2 separate regions of the Homo sapiens genome follow, and region 1 is linked to region 2. A link is a loop called in an ENCODE intact Hi-C map of the cell type or tissue named here. Cell type or tissue: adrenal gland. All regions are shown on one strand. Each heading gives the region's core, and the rest is flanking DNA. Links, peaks and the distances in the headings are about the cores only.

What was found. Hi-C counts contacts between places; a loop is a spot of excess contacts. Peaks named below come from ENCODE experiments on the same cell type or tissue, not always from the same donor. Only the 100,000 strongest peaks of a DNase experiment are listed, where the experiment ranks them.
Region 1: it touches region 2 in a loop (2.1-fold over the local background); 67 of 110 quality-filtered maps call a loop at or near these places.

What each region holds. Positions count from the first base shown.
Region 1 is chr2:46,600,309-46,603,234 of GRCh38, reverse strand. The region is part of intron 4 of PIGF (phosphatidylinositol glycan anchor biosynthesis class F); the gene reads left to right. It overlaps LOC124906003 (a long non-coding RNA gene), which reads right to left. Exons shown (of 2, transcript XR_007086307.1): 2 at 1-2,641. Among named protein-coding and RNA genes, the nearest start is that of PIGF, 15 kb to the left of the region's middle. In adrenal gland, for the core only: a CTCF peak has its summit at 1,660 (motif pointing right); no DNase peak of the experiment used is centred there.
Region 2 is chr2:46,553,509-46,556,434 of GRCh38, reverse strand. The region is part of intron 2 of RHOQ (ras homolog family member Q); the gene reads right to left. Among named protein-coding and RNA genes, the nearest start is that of ATP6V1E2, 12 kb to the right of the region's middle. In adrenal gland, for the core only: no CTCF peak of the experiment used is centred there; no DNase peak of the experiment used is centred there; H3K27ac peaks cover 2,001 bases.

The sequences.
Region 1 (2,926 bases), core at 174-2,673, 47 kb before region 2:
ATATCTTTCCATTTTTTGTGTCCTCTTCAATTTCTTTCATCAGTGTTTTATAGTTTTCATTGTAGATATATTTCACTTCTTTGGTGAAGTTAATTCATAGATATTTAATTTTATTTGTAGCTGTTATAAATGGGATTACTTTTTTATTTCTTTTTCAGATTATTTGCTGTTGGCATATAGAAATGCTACTGATTTTTGTATGTTGATTTTGTATCCTGCAACTTTATTCAATTTGTTTATCAGTTCTAATAGTTTTTGGTAGTCTTTAGGTTTTTCCAAATACACGATTATATCATCTGCAAACAAGGATAATTTGACTTCTTTCTTTCCAATTTGGATGCCCTTTATTTTTTTCTCTCATCTGATTGCTCTAGCTAGGACTTCCTGAGTCACAACTTTAATTTCAAAGAATTCTATTATTATTCAAGGAGATTGTACAAAATACATGAATAGTACATGCTTTTTCCTACTCAATAATAATTTAGAACAGAAATTAAAATTTCAATTTGAAGTTCTTATGCTGTAGTTCTAATTAATAAAAAGTATTTAAAATACCTTGAAGTGTCAACTGAAGATTTTAGAGCTTTAAATATTTTTATCATTCATCCTGTATTTTAATATGTAAAACACAGTAGAGTTTTGTGTGTATTTTTTTTAACTTAAAGACAGCCCTTTTAGTATTATTAAAATGTGAATAATTCAGATGTTCAGTGTGAACAGGCTAATTTTGAATTGGCATGATATCTCAATTAGTGTTGAATCAATATAAATGTTGTATAATATTTTTAAGTGAAATAAGTTTATATACTAGTTTTTAATGTATTTATTTGCATGTTTGTAGAAAACTTATGTTGAACACATGATAGTCATGTGACGACAGAGAACAACAAAGCTTTGAGCTTGTGAACTGTATAGGAACTACATCCTACAAGTTAAGGATCAATTCTGATACTATTGGGATTTTATACATAACTAAAAGACACTATTTTAACAGGATTTCTCCTTACAGTAAATGTTAAGTTACTCCAGGAAAACAAAACAAAAGAATACTATTATAAAGAAACTTGGAAGTAGACAAGGTCATTTGGTTTCTTAAAATATTCTGCCAGCTTCTTATTGGTATACTTATTAAATAATATACTCAGTTTGTACTAATTTAATTCAGTTATTGCATTGGCATTAAAATTATTTTTTTTTTCATTTGCAGACTTTCTTATAAAGGAAAGTAATAATCTGACTACTATACACCCATATAGTTCATTGAAACTTGTTTTTTGACATATCAGTTCTTTTATGCTGTTATTTGAATGTTTAAGTTAGAAGTTGATCACTTTTGGTGAACTAAATAGATTCCTGAATAGTACTAAACAAAAATCTTGCCAAGAGTAGTGATCTAGCCGAGGTGAAAACATTCAATAAGACCTATTTGTGTAGACAAAGATAATAGGCCTCTTTTTGTCATCTTTGTATTGAAATAGATTTTATATTGAAGCAACCACTGTGGACACTAAGAGTGAAAATATAGTGAGTGACCAAAGATTTACTCATATAAAAAGTAGATAATTTAGTATAAATGTGGGCAAAAAATTTAGTGGCAAAGAGGCATTTGTTTTAATATTCAGTGGGGAAGGAAAACATTTATATTAGAATTTTGTAAAATACCTTTAGCCACTAGGAGGAGTTGTACAGTGTCTCTTTTTTAGATGAAGAGACTAGCAGTTCAAAAAATTAAATCTATTTAAACAAACACTATTTTGATGACAGTGTATTTAAACCATGAGTGTTTACTATGAACTACCCTCAGGTGTCTGATACAGTGTCTGGCACGTAGTAGGCACTCAAAATGGCCTGTTTACTTCAATTAATATTTGATGTAATGAATTCCAGTGGAGTCAAATAATTTGGACAAATAGTTGGAGCACAGTGTCATGAAGGCTGGCCTGTAACATTGCTGTAGTCACTTTTTAAGTTTGTTCACAGGGGAGCCATTTATTTATTCTGAGCCCTATTGACTGTGCATATATTCCTTAACTTTGAAAAAATTAGCCAATAACCGTAGAATTCAAATAGCTTTATTATGGAAACTTACAAAATGAGAGTACATCAATGTCAGTGATGCTAGAAATTAGTTAATAGAAAGGAATTTACCTATTTTATTCTTTTTATCTTATTTATTACAAAATAATGTATATAAATGTTTGTAGTAAAAATTCAAACAGAAAAATATAGAAAGTTAAAGATCCTAGTAATGCTATCATGGAAGCAATGAACAACTAGCAGATTTTATATGTTCTTCGAATTTTGTATTAATTATATATATATAATTTTAAAACAAAATAGTTAAACTAGTCATGGCTTTATAACTTTTTTCCCACTAATGTGTTATGAACATCGTTATCTGTGTGTGTGTATAATCTACCTCTTCTTACATAGTATTCTTAGCTACTGTATCTCTATAAGTAACATAAAACTTCAGCTTATATTGGTTTGAATAATAAGGAAACTGATTATGTCACATAACGGAAATTGGATGGTTCTAGACACAGATAGTCATGGTATGGTTGTGCTTCTTACTGATTCTCCTTGTTATTATCCTCAGGCTGGTAGTGGGATGGCAGCAGTTTCTCTTCCTTGAGTTTTCCTAATCATTGAGAAACAGAATGGGATCATCAATAGTTAATTAATTAGTCTCATCATCAGGGTTGAGATGAATGTTGAGCAATTAATCATCATTACAAGTATTCCATGTACCATGATTTATTTAACTAATTTCCTATTAAGGTTTAATATCAAATTTTCATGATAATAAATAATGTTGTTAGGTATATCTTTGTTCCATATAATTTTGTATACTTGTGCAAAGGTTTTTGTAGACTAGATTACTTGAGTAACATTCCTAGATCAAAGGAAGTTAACAGACACTGTC
Region 2 (2,926 bases), core at 310-2,809:
CCTCGCCTCTACCTGAGCCAGGGGCGAAGGCAGCACCACAAGTGCACAACTAGCAGAACTTCACTTTGTACCTTGAAACCCTGAAAATAGTCCCCAGAGCCCGGGAAAGAATGGCCATGGAAGAACAACTGAAAAAGAGCGGGGGCAGGAATAAAATGGAAAGAGAAAGATCACAGAGCCATAAAAAGGAATGGAATGTTGATACCTTCTACAACATGGATGAACCTTAGAAAACGTTATGCTAAGTGAAAGAAGCCAGACACAAAGGGCAAACATTGCAGGATTCCATTAATATGAAATGTCCAGAATAGGTAAATCCATAGAAACAGAAAGACAGATTAGTGGTTGCCAGGAGACGGGGGAGGAGGAATGGTGGGGAGTGACTGTCGGTGGGTATGGGGTTTCGTTCTGGGGTGATGAAAGTGTTCTCTGAATTATGCCTCAAAAAATAAAACAAAGGAAAGAGGAGGAAACTTACATATCAAGCAGTTTGACACACCAGCAATTTCTCTGAGTAATTACTTGCGTCTTAACACCAGCTTGCCTAGATGCTACTTCCATACTAGCTTGTTCAGACAACAGGAGGCATTCCGGTCTCCCAGTCAAGACACAAGTGAGCAGGTCAGCATCCTCACCATGTCCCCCTCCTACCGACTTATCACAGAGGGCCACAGGCCACTCTGGAAGCACACCTGACATAAAGCCCAGTGAAGGACTCCTACAGGTCTAGACTTGCTGGAGAACAGTACATGCGCATAGCCAGTATTTCATCCAAACAGACCTGGCAGCCTGTCTGCTTAATGAGCTCTGTGAGTCCAGAAATGAGTCCCACTTTGCTTAAATGGTCAATGTATTCAAATCGCCACCTATAACCTGCTTTAAAGCCACTCAATAATGTCCAGACAGGTCAGAATTTCCTCTCAAATGAGCTGATAGGAAAGCCAATATGGATATGATATAAAGTGATGGGAAAGGTTCTTTCCATAATAATCTTACCACCAGACTCCCCTAAATTTAACACACACCTAGTTCCTACTGGGGCCCCCAACACTTGTGCAAAGTGCTATGTGCTACGTGCAGTCCTGCAGGGACGGCAAGGGGAAGAGTTTACAATCTGCATGGGGAGCAAAGATTTACACATGAATAAAACCAAATGCTAGAGTGCAGCCTGGAGACAATTCACTTAGTGGAAATTCTAAGGAGGGACTCGACCACTAGAGGGCCGGAGTCAGAGGTGAGGAGGTCATGGGGTGCCTCAGCCTCAGTTGGACTTCTCACTTTCTGCAGTGGATGAATACCCAAAGCTCTCGCCTGTTGGACGAAGTCCCTGTCCGAAGGAAGCAGAGCCCCCATCTGCCTGCTCTGTCCCTCCTCGTGTCCAGTCCCTTCCCCATTCCTCCAGGGCCAAGGAGGCTGGTGGAAACACCTCCAGGTAATCAGCTCACTGGGGAAGACAACTCTGTGAAAAGTAAGCTGGATTAAATGGAATTTTAATTGAACTGGATGCTCAAAATTAAATGCTCTCTCAGTGGCTGCTCCTAGAGGGGGCACACTTTGAGCCAACTCATTTATAATCCCAACCATTATGCCATTTGAAAGAGGATGGGTTTTCTAGATTGGAACAAATTTGAAAAAAAAAAAAAAAGAAAGAAAGAAAAAAATGTAAAAGAGCAGGCGCAGGAGAATAAAGGGAGGGGAGAACACTTGCACAGAAAGCAGAGGTCAGCCAGGAAAGAAGTAATTACTGGCAAGATGGGTGTTTGAGTAACACAGCCCTTCCTCTCCCTTCAGCCACTCCTTGTGACCCGCCTGGGGAATGTTAACACAGAAAGGACGTCATTGCCCATCTGATGCTTTGGAACTAATTTAGCACAAACCAAGCTGCCATCCTTCTCAGGGACAGGGTCTGTCACCACCCAGAGGAGTGCTAACCTCAGCCACAATGAACAGAGCCCTGTCCAGGCGTCCTGTCTATCGAGCCCCTTAATATGCGGGAGAGAAATAGCTTGGTGTTTAGGCCGCATCAAGAAATACCTGCAGAGCCTACTGGGCGCACAGCCCTAGGCCACATAGCACACTAATGGAGCCAAGGCACCCCACAAAAAATTCTGCTTCCATTTTTTTTCTCCTGATAGCACTGCGGCCCTTCTCCACCAGGTGAACTGGATAGGGAGCACCCATGGCTGAATCATTCAATTCATTCCAGTAATTACGGATAATCTCAACCATGTGTAAAGAACTAGAAATGAGGGTATATGGGGGTGTGTTTTGTGGGGCTGGGGGTTTAAAAATTTATAAATTAAAAAAAAAAAACACACACACACAATGAGATCCTGTCATTTGCAACAACATGGATAGAACTGGAGATGATTAAGTAAAATAAGCCAGCAACAGAAAGACAAACATCACGTATTCTCACTTATTTGTAGGATCTTAAAAATCAAAACAATTGAACTCATGGACATAGGGAGTAGAAGGATGGGTACCAGAGGCTGGGATGTGTAGTTGGGGGTTTGGCGGGAGGTAGGGATGGTTAATGGGTACAAAAAAATAGTTAGGGCCAGGCACGGTGGCTCACGCCTGTAATCCCAGCACTTTGGGAGGCTGAAGTGGGCGGATCACAAGGTCAGAAGTTCGGGACCAGCCTGGCCAATATGGTGAAACCCTGTCTCTACTAAAATACCAAAATTAGCTGGGCATGGTGGCGGGCACCTGTAGTCCCAGCTACTTGGGAGGCTGAGACAGGAGAATTGCTTGAACCCAGGAGGTGGAGGTTGAGTGAGCCAAGACCGTGCCACTGCACTCCAGCCTGGGCGATAGAGCGAGACTCTGTCTCAAAAAAAAAAAAAAGTTCGAAAAAGACATGACACTATTTGATGGCACAACAGGGTGACTATAGTCAATAATAATGCAACTGTACATTTAA